Linked DNA regions of Homo sapiens: region 1 is linked to region 2. A link is a loop called in an ENCODE intact Hi-C map of the cell type or tissue named here. Cell type or tissue: sigmoid colon. All regions are shown on one strand. Each heading gives the region's core, and the rest is flanking DNA. Links, peaks and the distances in the headings are about the cores only. Region 1 overlaps CLIP2 (CAP-Gly domain containing linker protein 2). Region 2 holds the start of RFC2 (replication factor C subunit 2).

Evidence for each region. Hi-C counts contacts between places; a loop is a spot of excess contacts. Peaks named below come from ENCODE experiments on the same cell type or tissue, not always from the same donor. Only the 100,000 strongest peaks of a DNase experiment are listed, where the experiment ranks them.
Region 1: it touches region 2 in a loop (4-fold over the local background); 12 of 110 quality-filtered maps call a loop at or near these places.

Annotation. Positions count from the first base shown.
Region 1 is chr7:74,390,579-74,398,578 of GRCh38, forward strand. CLIP2 (CAP-Gly domain containing linker protein 2) reads left to right here. Exons shown (of 17, transcript NM_003388.5): 14 at 6,496-6,655. Among named protein-coding and RNA genes, the nearest start is that of GTF2IRD1, 59 kb to the right of the region's middle. RefSeq lists a silencer at 5,273-5,462. In sigmoid colon, for the core only: CTCF peaks have their summits at 3,269 (motif pointing left), 3,469 and 4,218 (motif pointing left); DNase peaks (open chromatin) are centred at 3,293 and 4,223.
Region 2 is chr7:74,250,193-74,260,778 of GRCh38, forward strand. It overlaps RFC2 (replication factor C subunit 2), which reads right to left and starts at 4,207. Exons shown (of 11, transcript NM_181471.3): 1 at 4,079-4,207; 2 at 2,237-2,306. The coding sequence starts at 4,191. RefSeq lists enhancers at 3,239-3,841, 3,842-4,444, 3,881-4,110, 4,445-5,047, 4,521-4,600 and 3 more and a silencer at 4,161-4,280. In sigmoid colon, for the core only: a CTCF peak has its summit at 4,326; a DNase peak (open chromatin) is centred at 4,319; H3K4me3 peaks cover 1,904 bases; H3K27ac peaks cover 2,073 bases.

The DNA.
Region 1 (8,000 bases), core at 1-8,000, 140 kb after region 2:
GGATCACCTTAGGTGGCAAGTCGAGGCTGCAGTGAGCCAAGGTCTTGCTACTGCACTGCAGCCTGGGCGGTGGCAGTAAGACCCTGTCTCAAAAAATAAAATTAATAAGCCAATTGCATGTAACATAAGTAGCATGCTTTTGATAAAAAGTAACTATTTTCTGGCGGGGTGGGGGGGGTGGGTGGGGGACTGGGCGGGGTGGCTTCTGCCTGTAATCCCAGCACTTTGGGAGGTCGAGGTGGGCAGATCACCTGAGGTCGTGAGTTCAAGACCAGCCTGTCCAACATGGCGAAACCCTGTCTCTACTAAAAATACAAAACATTAGCCAGGCGTGTTGGCAGGCACCTGTAATCCCAGCTACTCGGGAGGCTGAGGCAGGAGAATCTCTTGAACCCGGAAGGCGGAGGTTGCAGTGAGCCGAGATTGCGCCACTACACACCAGCCTGGGCAACAAGAGCGAAACTCCATCAAAAAAAAAAGTAACTATTTTCCAAAACAAAAAATATTTACTGGGAAGAGTGGCATTATTTCAAATTTTTGCAAAATCCTTGAATATTGGGGCTTAATAGGAGAAACTAGATTCTGGCATCTTTTTCCATGTTCCATCTTTGCAATTTGCTCTTTTGGTTGAACTATGTTCTAAAAATCTGATCTTACATAGATATGTAGTTAGAAAACAAAGGAGTATTTGAATGTCCTTTTCAAATCATGGTTAGTATTTCTACTAGCCCCAGAAAAAACCTATTGTATTCTGAAGAGAAGTAATGAAAATAGTTTTGTTATTATTACAAAAATAGTTTTGAGCCATAGATCCCTTGAAAAGGTTTTAAGGGACCCACTGGGATTTCCTCAGAACACACTTTAGCATCCAATGAGCTAGATTCAGTCGATAGACATGGTTTGTGTGGTCCCTCTGAGCCTTTAAGAAATTAGACTAACAATTAAAAATCAGAAGATGGGGCCAGGCGCAGTGCTTCACCCCTGTAATACCAGCACTCTGGGAGGCCAAGGCAGGCAGATCACTTGAGCTCAGGAGCTTGAGACCAGCCTGGTCAACATGGCGAAACCCCGTCTCTACTAAAAATACAAAAATTAGCCAGGCATGGTGGCACACACCTGTAGTCCCAGCTACTCAGGAGGCTGAGGCAGGAGAGTCACTTGAACCCGGGAGGCAGAGGTTGCAGTGAGTCGAGATTGTGCCACTGCACTCCAGCCTGGGCAATAGAGTGAGACTCTGTCTCAAAGAAGAAGAAGAAAAAAAAAGGTTAATTAATTAAAGAAAATAAAAATCAAATGTTACAGAAAAGCCAGATTTCTCCACATTCCCTTAAAAAATGGGAAGATCTGGCATGGCATGGTGGCTCACACCTGAAATCCCAGCACTTTGGGAGGCGGAGACTGGAGGATCACTTGAGCTCAGGAGTTCAAGACCAGCCTGGGCAACACAGCAAGACCCCATCTCTACAAAAAAATAGAAAAATAGCTGGGCGTGGCTGGGCGCAGTGGCTCACGCCTGTAATCCCAGCACTTTGGGAGGCCGAGGCAGGCAGATCACGAGGTCAGGAGATCGAGACCATCCTGCCTAACACGATGAAACCCTGTCTCTACTAAAAATACAAAAAATTAGCCAGGCTTGGTGGTGGGCACCTGTAGTCCCAGCTACTGGGGAGGCTGAGGCAGGAGAATGGCGTGAACCTAGGAGGCGGAGCTTGGAGTGAGCCAAGATCACGCCGCTGCACTCCAGCCTGGGCGACAGAGTGAGACTCCATCTCAAAAAAAAAAAAAAGAAAAGGAAAGAAAAGAAAATAGCTGGGCGTGGAGCACACGCCTGTGGGTCCCAGCTACTCAGGAGGCTGCGGTAGTAGGATTACTTGGGCCCAGGAAGTGGAGACTCAGTAAGCCATGATCATACCACAGCCTGGGCGACAGAGCAAGACCCTGTCTCAAAAAACAATAAGTAAAAGGCTGAGTGTGGTGGCTGCTCACGCCTGTAATCCCAGCACTTTGGGAGGCCGAGGCAGGTAGATCACCTGAGGTCAGGAGTTCGAGACCAGCCTGGCCAAGATGATGAAACCCCATATCTACTAAAAATACAAAAATTATCCAGGTATGGTGAAGCACGCCTGTAATCCCAGCTACTTCAGGCAGGAGAATCACTTGAACTAGGAGGTGGAGGTTGCAGTGAGCCAAGATCGTGCCATTGCACTCCAGCCTGGGCAACAAGAGTGAAACTCTGTCTCAAAAATAATAATAGTAATAAACACAATTTTAAAAAATAACAAATGGCAAGACCTAACAACACAGGACAGACTTCCAGCATGGCGATCACCCCATCATAGCTGGGGAGCCCCTGCCCCCTTCTGATGGGCGTGGGCCCCCTGAGTCTCCTGGGGAGGCCCCACTTTCCCTTCATTATTTTTCTTACTCCCAATTCCCCAGCCCCTGTAAGCATTTGCTTTTTTTTTTTTTTTTTTTGAGACGGAGTCTTACTCTGTTGCCCAGGCTGCAGTACAGTGGCGCGATCTCAGGTCACTGCAACCTCCACCTTCTGGGTTCAAGCGATTCTCCTGCCTCAGCCTCCCGAGTAGCTGGGATTACAGGCGCCCATCACCATGCCCAGCTAATTTTTAGTAGGGACAGGGTTTCACTGTGTTGGCCAGGCTGGTCTCCAACTCCTAACCTCAAGTGATCTGCCTGCCTCTGCCTCCCAAAGTGCTGGGAGTACAGGCATGAGCCACCGCACTGGGCCCAGCATTTGCATTTCTTTTTTTTTTTGAGATGGAGTTTTGCTCTTGTTGTCCAGGCTGGAGTGCAGTGGCACAATCTCTGCTCACTGCAACCTCCACCTCCTAGGTTCAAGTGATTCTCCTGCCTCAGCCTTATGAGTAGCTGGGATTACAGGCATGTGCCACCATGCCCGGCTAATTTTGTATTTTTAGTAGAGATGGGGTTTCTCCATGTTGGTCATGCTGGTCTCGAACTCCCGACCTCAGGTGATCCACCCGCCTCAGCCTCCCAAAGTGCTGGGAATACAGGTGTGAGCCACTCTGCCGGGCCCAGCATTTGCATTTCAACCCAAGTTAAAGGAATCTCTTTGAAGCACAGACATCCTTTTGTAAAAGAAGAAATGCTACCTCCTTTCCTTCTATACAGATTAAGAGTTGCTCTAGCTACATTTGCTACAAATCTAACACCTTTCTAGAAACTGTAGCCCTGCCCAGGAAGGAAACAGATGCGATGAGGCAATCTAGGAATTTTCCAGAACAACACTGCCCTCTGCAGATGCAGCCTGTGTTTTTCCAGTAGGAACAAACCAGCCAGGACCCTGGCCAGGGTTCCAGGGCTGCCCTCCCTCCCCTGTCTCCCATCCTAAGTGGAAAAGTTATTATTGGTGCCCTGCCTGGTCTCACTTTCTCCGAGGAAGCTTTCCGCCCTATCTCAGCCGCAGGATGCCCCTCCGCTGAGTCTCGATAGAACTTCCTGGAGTTTTGGGTCTTTATCCATTGTCTCTGAATTTTCCCTGTCATCTGAAGCCACATTTCCTCTTTCCCAGAGGGCCTCATCCCCGTCTCCCTGCTGTCAACAGCTGTCAACAGCCTCCTTCCATCCTTCAGCTCTCATCAGTTATGAGATTCCTCCCTTCTGGGATACCTTCTTTTTCTTCTTATTTTTTTTTTTTTTTTTTTTTTGAGATGGAGTTTTGCTCTTGTTGCCCAGGCTGGAGTGCAGTGGCACAATCTCTGCTCACCGCAACCTCTGCCTCCTGGGTTCAAGCAATTCTCCTGCCCCAGCTTCCCAAGTAGCTGGGATTACAGGCATGCGCCACCATGCCGGGCTAATTTTGTATTTTTAGTATAGATAGGGTTTCTCCATGTTGGTCAGGCTGGTCTCAAACTCCCGACCTCAGGTGATCCACCTGCCTCGGCCTCCCAAAGTGCTGGGAGCACAGGCGTGGGCCACCGCCCCGGGCCCAGCATTTGCATTTCAACCCGAGTTAAAGGAATCTCTTTGAAGCACAGACATCCTTTTGTAAAAGAAGAAATGCCATCTCCTTTCCTTCTATACAGATTAGGAGTTGCTCTAGCTACATTTGCTACAAATCTAACACCTTTCTAGAAACTGTAGCCCTGCCCAGGAGGGAAACAGATGCGATGAGGCAATCTAGGAATTTTCCAGAACAACACTGCCCTCTGCAGATGCAGCCTGTGCCTTTTCCAGTAGGAACAAACCAGCCAGGCCCCTGGCCAGGGTTCCAGGGCTGCCCTCCCTCCCCTGTCTCCCATCCTAAGTGGAAAAGTTATTCTTGGTGCCCTGCCTGGTCTCACCTTCTCCGAGGAAGCTTTCTGCCCTGTCTCAGCCACAGGATGCCCCTCTGCTGAGTCTCGATAGAACTTTCTGGAGTTTTGGGTCTTTATCCATTGTCTCTGAATTTTCCCTGTCATCTGAAGCCACATTTCCTCTTTCCCAGAGCCTGGCCTCATCCCCGTCTCCCTGCTGTCAACAGCTGTCAACAGCCTCCTTCCATCCTTCAGTTCTCATCAGTTATGAGATTCCTCCCTTCTAGGATACCTTCTTTTTCTTCTTCTTTTTTTTTTTTCTGAGACGGAGTTTTGCTCTGTGACCCAGGCTGGAGTGCAGTGGCGCAATCTTGGCTCACCGCAACCTCTGCCTCCTGGGTTCAAGCAATTCTCCTGCCCCAGCCTCTCAAGTAGCTGGGATTACAGGCATGCACTACCACGCCCAGCTAATTTTGTATTTTTAGTAGAGATGGGGTTTCACCATGTTGACAGGCTGGTCTTGACTCATGACCTCAAGTAATCTGCCCGCCTTGGCCTCCCAAAGTGCTGGGATTACAGGCATGTGCTACCACACCCAGCTAATTTTTGTATTTTGAGTAGAGATAGGGTTTTGCTATGTTGGCCAGGCTGGTCTCAAACTCCTGACCTCAGGTGATCTGTCCTCCTCAGCCTCCCAAAGTGCTGGGATTACAGGCATAAGCCACCATGCCTGGCCAGAGATACCTTCTTTTTGGCCAGTTTGCTAAGTCCAGTTCATTCTTCAGGGCTTAGCACATTGTCACCTCTTCCTTGAAGCCTTTCTTGATTGATACAGGCCACCGTGGGCTCCTCCACACTCCTGCAGTGCTTAGGATGGAGGTGGGAGATCAGCTAGGAATGCTTTGGTGACAGTGATGTCACATCCATCAAACAGCAGATTAAAGTAGCAGAGATTTCCTTTTCTTACATAACAAGAAATCTGGAGGTAGCTGTGACTGGCAGTTGGTTCAGGAGCTTAAGATCTCAGTGCCAACACCTTTGCAGTGCTCCCCGCCTCATGATTGCAAGGTGGCTGCTGAAAGTCCAGCCATCACATCATACATCATAGCAGAAAGGAGGAGGAAAGGGAAGGGAGCTGTGCCAGCAGATTTCCACTGTTCTCTACCCGTGGCCACCTAGTAAGGGAGTTTTCCCCTCTGTAGTAGTTGCAGGCAAGGGAAAACGCTAGGGCATAGGGGTGCATGTGCTCCTGCCTATGCCCATGGCAGGCATTACCAATCGATCACTGCACTGTTTCCTGCAGACCCCAAATGTGGCCTCAGAACCATTATCATCATAGTACTCCAGGTAGATCCTGTCAGTTGATTAAGAGGTGACATGGGAGATAAAACCCATTTGACATCAGGTATTTAAAATGTCTTGCTGGCCAGGGGTGGTGGCTCAAACTTGTAATCCCAGCGTTTTGGGAAGCCAAGGCGGGAGGATCACTTGAGGCCAGGAGTTCAAGATGACCCTGGGCGACATAGCAAGACCCTGTCTCTATTTTTTAAAAATAGATAAAATGTCTTGCCTCATGAGATTTCTTGGGTAAATGTTTTGGGGTTATGTGTGTGTGTGTGTGTGTGTTTTAATTAAACAAATATATTGTCTTTTCTTTAAAAATTTTATTTATTATTATTTTCTTTGAGACAGCCTTGCTCTGTTGCCCAGGCTGGAGTGCAATGGCACGATCTTGGCTCACTGCAACCTCCACCTTCCAGGTCCAAGTGATTCTCCTGCCTCAGCTGCCCGAGTACCTGGGATTACAGGCACTTACCACCACGACTGGCTAATTTTTGTATTTTTAGTAGAGATGGGGTTTCACCATGTTGGCCAGGCTGGTCTCAAACTCCTGACCTCAAATGATCCGCCCACCTCGGCCTTCTGAAGTGCTGGGATTACAGGCGTGAGCCACTGTGCTCTGCACTCCCCCCACAACAACTTTAAAAAGTACTCTAGGAAAGGTCAAGTCCTCAGGACCATCCCAGCCCCAAATCCTGGCCCCTCTTGGGCTTTGGTTGAATTGTGTCTACTGTGGCCCCTCGTGGCACAGATGCCATCTAGTAGCCCATGTCCCCCACCAGTTGGTCAGCCCCTGGACACTTGGCAAATTGCTAGAGTGTGGGAGCTGGAGGAGCCAGGGCTGAGTGCAGTGGTTCTGTGCCCGCCTCACCCCCAGGAGCCTGAACGAACTGCGGGTGTTGCTGCTGGAGGCCAATCGTCACTCCCCAGGGCCGGAGAGGGACCTGAGCCGTGAGGTACACAAGGCTGAGTGGCGGATCAAGGAGCAGAAACTCAAGGATGACATCCGGGGCCTGCGTGAAAAGCTGACCGGGCTGGTATGTGGGGTAGGGGTGGCCTAGGGGCAGGGGCACTAGTCCGGGTGGGGCTGGGCTAGCCTTGCTGTCAGGCCATGGAGACTGGAGACCTCCTGGAATGACCCCAGGGACAGCTGAGTCATGGTGAGGATTTGAAATCTTCTAGGACCACAGGCAGGTGGAGGGACCCTGGCTAGCCGCTTTTGCAGACATCATGGCTGCCTATGTGGCAGTCTGTGTGATACGGTGCAAAGGAAAACTTCCTATCTGACCTGTCCAGAGGCAGGATGAGCCAATACAGGTAAAGAGCTCCCTGTTCAGAGGAGTAATCAACCACAAGCCAGTTCCTTGCTCAGGGTCCTGCAGTGGGGCTTCACACATCAGTCTCAGGAAGGAGACAAGAACTTGAAAGTCTACAGCAAGCCTGGGATTCTGGGTGGCTGAGTTTTTTTTGTTTTTTTTTTTTTTTTTTGAGACAGAGTCTCGCTCTGTTGCCCAGGCTGGAGTGCAGTGGCGCGATCTCAGCTCACTGTAAGCTCTGCCTCCCTGGTTCACACCATTCTCCTGCCTCAGCCTCCCAAGTAGCTGGGACTACAGGCACCCGCCACCACGCCTGGCTAATTTTTTTGTATTTTTAGTAGAGACAGGGTTTCACCGTGTTAGGCAGGATGGTCTCGAACTCCTGACCTTGTGATCCTCCTGCCTCGGCCTCCCAAAGTGGTGGGATTACAGGTGTCAGCCACTGCGCCCGGTCGAGATTTCTTTTCTATTATGAATAGGAACCTGACTTCACTGAGTCTGCAGAGACGGGTTGGGGTAGGCAGGTGATGCTGGTAGCATAGCACAGGACCATCCCCATCCCTTGGCCAGGCGCAATGGCTCACACCTGTAATCCCAGCACTTTGGGAGGCTGAGGCAGGCGGATCACTTGAGGTCAAGAGTACGAGACCAGCCTGGCCAACATGGCGAAACCCCATCTCTGCTAAAAATACAAAAATTAGCCGGGCATGGTGGAGTGTGCCTGTAATCCCAGCTACTTGGGAGGTTGAGGCAGGAGAATCACTTGAACCCAGGAGGCGGAGGTTGGAGTGAGCTGAGATTGCGCCACTGCACTGCAGCCTGGGCGACAGAGTGAGACTTTGTCTCAAAAAAAAAAGAATAAAGAAACCACCCCATCCCCATCCCATCCTCCTGTGATGAGCACTCAGGACAAGCCTGAGCCTGGTGAACGTCACGATATGGAGGGCGTGGGGTCCAGGAGGACAGGCCCTTGCCTGGGAAAGCTGTCCTGAAGCCCCCCACCACCCTCCTGCCCAGACATTGGGCTCAGCCACTGTAGAGGTGATGGAAGGAGAGCAGGGCCCAG
Region 2 (10,586 bases), core at 1,213-9,212:
GCTTTAGGAGCTGAATCTCCCCAGCTACACAGCCTGTGTAGTAAACGTGGCTACAAATTTATCCACATGGACTGGATGCCCCATGGAACTCTCACCTCAAGTTCTTTTTATTCTTTTAGAGATGCACTCTGGCTGTCACCCAGGCTGGAGTGCAGTGGTGTGATCAAGGCTCACCGCAGCCTCCAATTCCCAGGCTCAAGTGATCCTCCTGCTTTGGCCTCCCGAGTAGCTGGGACTACAGGTACTCACCTCGGCATCTTCAAAACTGAACACTTCATTCTCCTGTACAAACCTGAGGCCCCACCCATGTTTCCCACCATGGACTGTCTATGCCATGAAGTTGAGGTTGCCATCATCTTGGTTTGGCCTCATCCTCACCCTGAGTACTTCAATAACCAGGGCTTCACCATCCTCCTCCTTCGTCTCCAGCGTCCTTTACTTCTCTCCATCCCTTCTCTCCATCCCGGCTACCACTTTCTTAAGCCCATTATCTCGTCTGATTGCTATCAATGGGCCATTAAGTGGTCTCCATGCTCCCATTCAAATCCATTTCCCATCCTGTAACCACGACCACTTTCCTAAAGTACACACCTATTAAAACATTTTTTTTTTTGAGATGGAGCTTTGCTCTTGTTGCCCAGGCTGGAGTACAATGGCACAATCTCGGCTCACTGCAACCTCCGCCTCCCGGGTTCAAGCGATTCTCCTGCCTCAGCCTCCTGAGTAGCTGGGATTACAGACGCCCACCACCATGCCTGCCTAATTTTTATTTTTAGTAGAGACGGGGTTTTGCCATGTTGGCCAGGCTGGTCGTGAACTCCTGACCTTAGGTGATCCACTCGCCTTGGCCTCCCAAAGTGCTGGGATTACAGGTGTGAGCCACCACACCCGGCCCTATTAAAACATTTTTCCCTAACTGAAATCCTTGACTCCTCCCTGCCCTCACTATGAAGCCCAAACTCTTTTTGTTTCTCAAAGTAAGGGTGTCCACTCTGTCACCTAGGCTAGAGTGCAGTGGCGTGATCATAGCTCACTGCAGCGTCAAACTCCTGGGCTCAAGGGATCCTCCTGCCTTGGCCTCGAGTAGCTGGGATTACAGGCACTTGTCACCATGCCCAGTTTGAACCTCAGACTCTACAGGCATGTGCCACCACACCCAGCTCATTCTTAAATTTTTTCGTAGAGACTGGTTTCACCACATTGCCCAGGCTGATCTCAAACACCTGGCCTCAAGTAATCTGCCCGCCTTAGCCTCCCAAGGTGCTGGGATTACAGGTGTAAGCCACTGTGCCCAGCCTTAGGTCATCTTTTAAAAACCTACTCAAGGCCGCTCGTGGTGGCTCACGCCTGTAATCCCAGCACTTTGGGAGGCCGAGGCAGGCGGATCACGAGGTCAGGAGTTCAAGACCAGCCTGGCCAACACGGTGAAACCCCATCTCTACTAAAAATAAAAAAATTAGCCAGGCGTGGTGGCGTGTGCCTGTAGTCCCAGCTACTGGGGAGGCTGAGGCAGAAGAATTGCTTAAACCCAGGAGGCGGAGCTTGCAGTGAGCTGAGATGGCGCCACTGCACTCCAGCCTGGGCGACAGAGCGAGACTCCATCTCAAAAAAAAAAAAAAAAAAGGCCGGGCGCGGTGGTTCACGCCTGTAATCCCAGCACTTTGGGAGGCCGAGGTGGGCAGATCACGAGGTCAGGAGATCGAGACCATCCTGGCTAACACGGTGAAACCCCATCTCTACTAAAAATACAAAAAAAATTAGCCAGGCATGGTGGCGGGCGCCTGTAGTCCCAGTTACTCCGGAGGCTGAGGCAGGAGAATGGCGTGAACCCAGCAGGCAGAGCTTGCAGAGAGGCCAGATTACGCCAATGCGCTCCAGCCTGGGCGACAGAGGGAGGCTCCATCTCAAAAAAAAAAAAAAAAAAAAAAAAAAAGGCCAGGTGTGGTGGCTCACGCCTGTAATCCCAGCACTTTGGGAGGCCGAGGCGGGAGGATCATGAGGTCAGGAGATTGAGACCATCCTGGCTAACACGGTGAAACCCCGTCTCTACTAAAAATACAAAAAATTAGCTGGGTGTGGTGGTGGGCACCTGTAGTCCCAGCTACTGGGGAGGCTGAGGCAGGAGAATGGCATGAACCCGGGAGGCGGAGCTTGCAGTGAGCGGAGATCGCACCACTGCACTCCAGCCTGGGCGACAGAGCGAGACTCTGTCTCAAAAAAAAAAAAAGCCACTCACCTCTAGCCTGCTCACGGTGTCTTCATTCCCGACAATTTCATTCAGCTTTACTGGCCTATATTTTTCAACCCTGTTAAGAAAATGCATAAAAATGCTGACATGGTTATCTTCACACTACCCCACAAAAAGCACCTAAGGGTTATCCTGAGAGCTTTGTTAAAAAATTACATACATTCAGTACAACTATGCCAAATGGTTGCAAGTTTTAAATGTAATAAGATGACAGCCAGGCGCAGTGGCTCACACCTGTAATCCTAGCACTTTGTGAGGCTGAGGCGGGTGGATCAATTGAGGTCAGGAGTTTGAGCCCAGTCTGGCCAACATGGTGAAACCTCATCTCTACTTAAAATACAAAAATTAGCTGGATGTGGTGGTGTGCGTCTGTAATCCCAGCTACTTGGGAGGCTAAGGCACAGTAGCTCGAACCTGGGAGGCAGAAGTTGCAGTGAGCTGAGATCATGCATGCCACTATACTCCAGCCCGGGCTACAGAGTGAGACTCTGTTTCAAAAATAAATAATAAATAAATAAAATGTAATAAGATGCCCAAGTGCCATTTGAAAAGTTAAAGGCATGAGAATTGTACAGCATAGGCTTCAAACCTGCCACAGCAGAGAAACACCTGTTGCTGCTGGAGCACGGCCAGCACAGGTCATCTGGAGCAATGTGACACTGTGCTGCAACCCTGTCCGCCCGTCACAAGAGGCCCAGCACATACAGCACTGACATCATTTGGTGTGACAACATGGGTGCAACCAAGCTCCTTTCTCATCCCTTACCTGCCAGTTTCTTTTCTTTTTTTTTTTTTTGGAGACAGAGTTTTGCTCTTGTTGCCCAGGCTGGAGTGCAATGGTGCGATCTTGGGTCACTACCAACCTCAGGTGATCTGCCCACCTCAGCCTCCCAAAGTGCTGGGATTACTGGCGTGAGCCACCATGCCAGGCAAGGATTACCTGCCAGTTTCTGCAGACGTGTGCCAAATACACAGCATAGCTGGCTAGACACCGTAGGCCTAGGCTGGGTACAGTGGCTCATGCCTGTAATCCCAGCACTTTGGGAAGGCGAGGCGGACGGATCACTTGAGATCAGGACTTCGAGACCAGCCTGGCCAACATGGTGAAACCCAGCCTCTACTAAAAACACAAAATTAGCAGGGTGTGATGGTACATGCCTGTAATCCCAGCTACTAGGAAGGCTGAGGCAGAATTGATTGAACCAGGGAGATGCAGGTTGTAGTGAGCAGAAATCACACCACTGCACTCCAGCCTGTGTGACAAAGTGTGACTCCATCTAAAAAAAAAAAATTAACTGGGCATGGTGGTGCGTGCCTGTAGTCCCATCTACTTAGGAGGCTGAGGCAGGGGGATCACTTGAGCCAAGGAGCTGGACATCAGCCTGGGCAACACAGCAAAACCCCCGTCTTGATTTTTTTAAAAAAATTTCAAATGTAAATGTTATTGAACCTAACAGTCAAAATATTATTTTCAACATGTAATCGATATTTTTTTTAAAAGATTGAAGTTTTTGAAAACACTAGGTCATACACTACTATACACAAAAACTTTTGAAAAAACCAACTAGGTCAGAGTAGGTGGCCACCCGGGGTAGCCCTAATTGTCATAAGCATTGTAGTGAGCGAGACTCCGCTCGCAGAGTTTAGACCGGCCACTCTCGATCCATGTCCGTCGCCTTCTTGAAATCATCTCGATGCCACCCGGGGCCTCCTCCTCCCTCGGGATTCCCCAAAACGAGCCCCTGACCCCCGAGTTTCTCCGGAGCACGGCCCGCCACTCGCCCACCCTCACGTCCAAACGCGCCCATTCTTTACGGCCTGGGACCTCACCACGGCAGTTCGTAGTGGCCGGCGCTGCCGGGGGCCTTGCTGAAGGCAGGGGCAGGGTCAGAGTCCTGGGCCTCCACCTCGCCCGCGCCACCACAGACGGCCTCCACCTCCATTCTCGCGCCTCCTCTTCCCGCCACCCGAGGCACCGCCCCTTGACGCCGCCACGCAAGCCCCGCCCCCTGGCTTCCGCCGGGCGCGAGCGGAAGTTACGTACCCGCGCCTCTCTGTGCCTGCGAAGAGGGTTCCGGTGGTGCCCTGGCGGCCATCGCTGGAGGCCGCGGTTGCTATGGGAGACCTGGCGCCCGGCCTGGGAGCGACAGGAAGGCGAGCTGTGGCCGCGACGCCTTCCGAGAAAGCAGGTCGCTCTCGGAACGGACGTTTGTGTGTGGTTTCTGTGGAAGATCCGCTCCGCGGCGGCGTGGGAGGAGCAGGGCCTGGAGGGGTTGCGGCCAAACGCGGGCTTCGGTGTTGGGACACGGACAACGCTGGCGTCCGGGCGCTGCTGGGCAGCGGGGTCCGGGGATGACGTCTGGGGCTGCCCGTGCCCACTTTTCCAGATTGCTCTGAATGTCCTAGTGAGCTGCTCCCGTTGGGTAGGCTCCTGCGCCTCAACCGCGCTCGGTACTCGACGTTTATTATCAGGGAATTCTCGGCTGCAAGATGGGAATTCCACCCCCACCCCATTTTGCAGAGGAGGAAACTGAAACCGTCCTTTTGTCAGATGAAATGCAATGTTCATTCCAGGAAAATAGGGACTCAAGGCCGGTGCGGTGGCTCACCCCTCTAATCCCAGCACTTTGGGGGACAGAGACCGGAAGAGCGATTAAGCCCAGGAGTTCGAGACCAGCCTGGGCAACAAAGTGAGATCCCCGTCTCTACAAAAATAAAAATTAAAAAAGTAGCCGGGCGTGGTGGCGCGCACCTGCAGTTCCAGCTACTCAGGAAGCTGAGGCGGAGGAGTGCTTGAGCCCAGGAGGTGCAGGCTGCAGTGATCTCTGATCACACCACTGCACTCCAACCTGGTCTGCAGCAAGACCCTGTCTCAAAAAAGAAAAAGTAAATACTTCAACCTTGCAAGGGTTTTGAGCATTCTTATGGGCTGTTTTTCTACCCAATCTTTCCTCCCATAGCCCAAATTGTCATAATATTCAATAATGATGATCCCAGAACTTTGGGAGGCTAAGGTGGGAGGATCCCTCAAGCCGAGGAGTTTGAGACCAGCCTGGGCAACATGGTGAGACCCCATCTCTACAAAAAAAATTTTTTAAATTATCCAGTTGTGGTGGTACGCGACAGTAGTCCCAGTTACTCGGGAGGCTGAGGCAGGAGAATCGGTTGAGCCCATGAGGTTGAAGCCACAGTGAACCATGATCAAGTCAATGTACTCCAGCCCCGGGGGACAGAGTGAAATCCTGTTTCTAAAAAAATAAGAAGAAAAGAAAGTAGGTACTTCAGATTCACAAGTGCTTTGACCATTCTTTGTTTTGTTTCTTGTTTTTTGTTTTTGAGATGGAGTCTCACTCTGTCACCCAGACTGGAGTACAGTGGTGTGATCTCAGCTCACTGCAATGTCAGGCTCCCAGGTTCAAGTGATTCTCCTGCCTCAACCTCCCGAGTAGCTGGGACTACAAGCGTGTGCCACCACACCTGGCTAATACTTGTATTTTCAGTAGAGATGGGGTTTCGCCACGTTGACCAGGCTGGTCTCAAACTCCTGACTTCAAGTGATCCGCTTGCCTCAGCCTCCCAAAGTGCTGGGATTACAGGTGTGAGCCACCGCGTCTGGCCAAGCAGTTGGTTTTAACGATAGTATTAACGTATACAGATTCACAACTTAACACAGTGTTTTTCTTTCCATGTAATTTGGAAAAAATGTTTGAATTGGCCATCTCTCCCCTATTCCCCCTTTAAACTGATGGAGCGGTCTTGTCTGTTTTTTCAATCATTATTCACAGGTCTTTTATTTTTCCGGAGGAGAAAATACACACTCCTCTTGAAATATACACTTTTCTTGAAATGTCTCCGCGGTTTTTCCATAGGATTGTTCCTTTGTAATCTTCATGTTTTCCTTGTAATCACTATGACACACATCCCTCCCATCACATAACACAGTTTAGAAACTAATTTTTAATAAGTACAGAACACGGTTCCTTTCATAATTCTCCAAAAACCCCCACTCTACAGGAGGCCTTTTGGCGCTGCTAGGGCTCTCCTCTAACTGATGGAATGCCAGGAGAACCAGAGATGGAGGTGACTCTTAGGGCAAAGCTGCACTGTCAGGACATTTCTTTTTTTTAGACTGAGCCTTTTGTGACCTATTGGACTTGGGCCCAAACAGAGCTCAGAACTTAAAAACTCCAGCCGCTCCCCTGGGACTGAAAAACAGCAATGTTGGGGAACCAGGGAGTGCTGGGGAAACCACAGGCTCTTGTGAAAGGGCATAGAGTAGCCACGGAGAATTCCTCCCAGCAAATCCTTCAAATCTCAGGAAATTAAATACACACTGAGGCTAAGCTCCCAGACTGTCATCACAAGAGGGCAAGGCAGTTATACACCAAGAGGAAGCATGTAGAAAGGAAATAAAATTGAAACCAAAATCCTCTTTCCCCAAATCCAGAGGCTTCCAATCAAATTGTCAGAGAAGTCAGGCAACACATCTTAGTTTGAATGACACCTTGACTTTCACCGTTAGCTTACTTCCTGAGTTATGTTGCAGGATGTAAGGCTGAAAATCTGCTGGCGTGCCAAGATCAGGACTACAGGATAGCCTGGTTTTCTCTCTGCCCACTCCAGCCTCCATTGGCCCAGAATGTCATGCACACTTGATGCTGTTTGCCTTGTTTACATTGAATTTTAAAAGTTCATTATCTTAGTCTGGGCCTGGTGGCTCATGCCAGTAATCTCAGCACTTTGGGAGGCCCAGGCGGGAGGATCGCTTGAGACCAGGCGTTTGAGCCCAACCTGGGCAATGTAGCAAGACTCCTATCTCTATAAAAAAAAGAAAATTTAGGCCAGGTCGGTGGCTCACGCCTGTAATCCCAGCACTGTGGGAGGCCGAGGAGGGCCGATCACGAGGTCAGGAGTTCAAGACCAGCCTGGCCAGCATGGTGAAACCCCATCTGTAGTAAAAATACAAAAATTAGCTGGGCAACAAGAGCGAAACTCCATCTCAAAAAAAAAAAAAGAAAATTTATTATTTGTTTTCAAGTGGATTTCTTTGTGATTTTAAGCTATTTTTTGTTTTTGTTTTTATTTTTTTTTTATTTTGAGATGGAGTTTCGATCTTGTTACCCAGGCTGGAGTACAATGGCATGATCTCGGCTCACTGCAACTTCCGCATCCCGGGCTCAAGCAATTCTTCTGGCTCATCCTCCCATGTAGCTGGGATTACAGGCATGTGCCACCACACCCAGCTAATTTTGTATTTTTAGTAGAGACGGTGTTTCACCATGTTGGTCAGGCTGGTCTCAAACTCCCGACCTCAGGTGATCCGCCCACCTCAGCCTCCCAAAGTGCTGGGATTACAGGCGTGAGCCACCATGCCCAGCCTTTATTTATTTTTTGAGATGGGGTCTCACTCCGTCACCCAGGCTGGAGCACAGTGGCATGATATCGGCTCACTGCAACTTCTGCCTCCTAGGTTGAATAGATTTTCCTGTCTCAGCCTCCAGAGTAGCTGGGATTACAGGTGCATGCCACCATGCCCGGCTAATTTTTGTATTTTTAGTAGAGACAGGGTTTCACCATGTTGGCCAGGCTGGTCTCGAACTCCTGGGCTCAAGTGATCCACCTACCTCTGCCTCCCATAGTGCTGGGATTACAGGTGGGAGCCATCGCACCTGACTAATTTTTGTTTTTAAATGGTGATGCTATCATTTAAATAAGTGTTTCAGGCACTGCGGTCTTCCATCCCATTTATAGTTTTTCTTTTTTCTTTTTTTTGAGACGGAGTCTTGCTCTGTCACCCAGCGTGGAGTGCAGTGGTGCGATCTCGGCTCACTGCAAGCTCCACCTCCCGGGTTCATGCCATTCTCATGCCTCAGCCTTCCGAGTAGTTGGGACTACAGGCGCCTGCCACCACGACTGGCTAATTTTTTTTTTTTTTTTTTTTTGTATTTTTAGTAGAGATGGGGTTTCACCATGTTAGACAGGATGGTCTCGATCTCCTGACCTTGTGATCCACCCGCCTCGGCCTCCCAAAGTGCTGGGATTACAGGCGTGAGCCACTGCGCCCAGCCCCATTTATGGTTTTTCTAACATTTTCGTTAGCATTTTTAAAATTAGGTGCCCTGCTCATCTTCTCTGTGTCGTTCCAGTTTTAGTCTGTGCACTGCCGAAGCGAGCACTTTGTAGCATTTTCAATATTGAGAGGCACAGTGTGTACAGAAAAAACATTTCCTAGATATATCTACAGTATAAGGGTGTCTCATCTGGGTAAAATTTGTCCCCGGGTATTGCTCTGATTAGATTTATGGAATTCAGAAGCTGGTTGGAAATCATGTAAGCAGCACGTTTTCTGCCTTTAACAAATATTGACTGAGTGCCTAGAGCGGCTGGGAGGGGCACAGGAGCTTCCATTGTAGGGAGGGAAACTGACAGCAAGCGGCCAATGTTATGTTTATTTCAATGTAATTATGGGTCGGGTGCAGTGGCTCACGCCTGTAATCTCAGCACTTTGGGAGGCTGAGGCGGCCAGATCACCTGAGGTCGGGAGTTCGAGACCAGCCCAACCAACATGGAGAAACCCCATCTCTATTGCAAACACCAAATTAGCAGGGCGTGGTGGCGCATACCTGTAATCCCAGCTACTTGGGAGGCTGAGGCAGGAGAATTGTTTGAACCCGGGAGGCAGAGGTTGCAGTGAGCTGAGATTGTGCCACTGCACTCCAGCCTGGGCGACGAGAACAAAACTCCGTCTCACAAATAAAATAAAATAAATAAAAAAAAATTATGATCAGTGTCAGAAAAGGGATTGGTGGGTTGTTAGGATATCAGCAATAGGCTAACACCTCACTTGGGAGGTCAGGAAGGGCTTTGATGGGAAGGGGCATTTGGCCAGAGATGTGAACCCCCAATCTGAGATTTGAACGCCTATTGGCTTTGCCTGGAAGGACCACCTAATATCCTGTTCTGCCTCCCATTGCTCCCTACACTAACACCATGTTTATTTCTTTCTTTCTCTCTCTCTCTCTCTTTTTTTTTTTTTTTTTTGAGTTGGTCTTTTTGTATTGCCCAGGCTGGAGTGCAGTGGCGTGATCATAGCTCACTGCAGCCTTGACCTCCTGGGCTCAAGTGATCCTCCCACCTCAGCCTCCTGAGTAGCTGGGACCATAGGCACATGCCACCATGCCTGGCCAATCTGTTAATTTTTTGTAGAGACGTGGTCTCACCTTGTTGCCCAAGCTGGTCTTCAACTCCTGGGCTCCAGCGATCCTCCTGCCTCAGCCTCCCAAAGTGCTGGGATTACAGGTGTGAGCCACTGAGCCCAGCCCCTGTTTGTTTATTATTTTTCTTACCCACAATCTATATTTAGCTGGATTTGTTGCCTTGTTTACTGTTTGTTTCCCCACTAAAATGAAAATTCTTTGAGAAAAGGAACTTTCTCTGTCCTGTTCCCATTGTATCCTCATTGCCTGTAGTGGCCCAGAGAGAGGCCCCACATTTCCTGAAGGCACGAAGGGATGAGTGACAGCAGAGCTGGGGCACACGGTGGTCTGATCAGCCTCGGAGGGGTGGGAGTGGGGGCGGGAGAGAGATGATCAGCCTGGGACGGGTGGGAGTGGGGGTGGGAGAGAGATGGAGCCTGCAGGGGCCAGATCGTGCAGGGTGAAGGCTAATTAGGAGTGGTGAGAAGCGCTGGAGGAGGTGGGGCAAAGTGACATGATGCAGTTTGGGTTTTAGATCATTCTGGTTGCCAAAGGCGGGGTGTGGAAGAAATATGTGTGGAAGTATTGGGCTTTGCTTTCTGATCTTTTAATCTCTAATTCTTTTTATTTTTTATTTATTTATTTATTTATTTTGAGACGGAGGCTCGCTCTGTTGCCCAGGCTGGAGTGCAGTGGTGCTATCTCGGCTCACTGCAAGCTCTGCCTCCCGGGTTCATGCCATTCTCCTGCCTCAGCCTCCCGAGTAGCTGGGACTACAGGCGCCCGCCAGTACGCCCAGCTAATTTTTTTGTATTTTTAGTAGAGACAGGGTTTCACCATGTTAGCCAGGATGGTCTCGATCTCCTGACCTCATGATCCGCCCGTCTCAGCCTCCCAAAGTGCTGGGATTACAGGCGTGAGCCACGGCGCCTGGCTTTTGTTTTTTATTTTCTGAGACGGAGTCTTGCTCTATCACCCAGGCTGGAGTGCCGTGGTGCGATCTCAACTCACTGCAACCTCCGCCTCCGAGGTTCAAACAATTCTCCTGCCTTGGCCTCCTGAGCAGCTGGGATTACAGGTGCCCACCACCATGCTCAGCTAATTTTTGGATTTAATTATTAAATTATAGAACAATTCAGGCC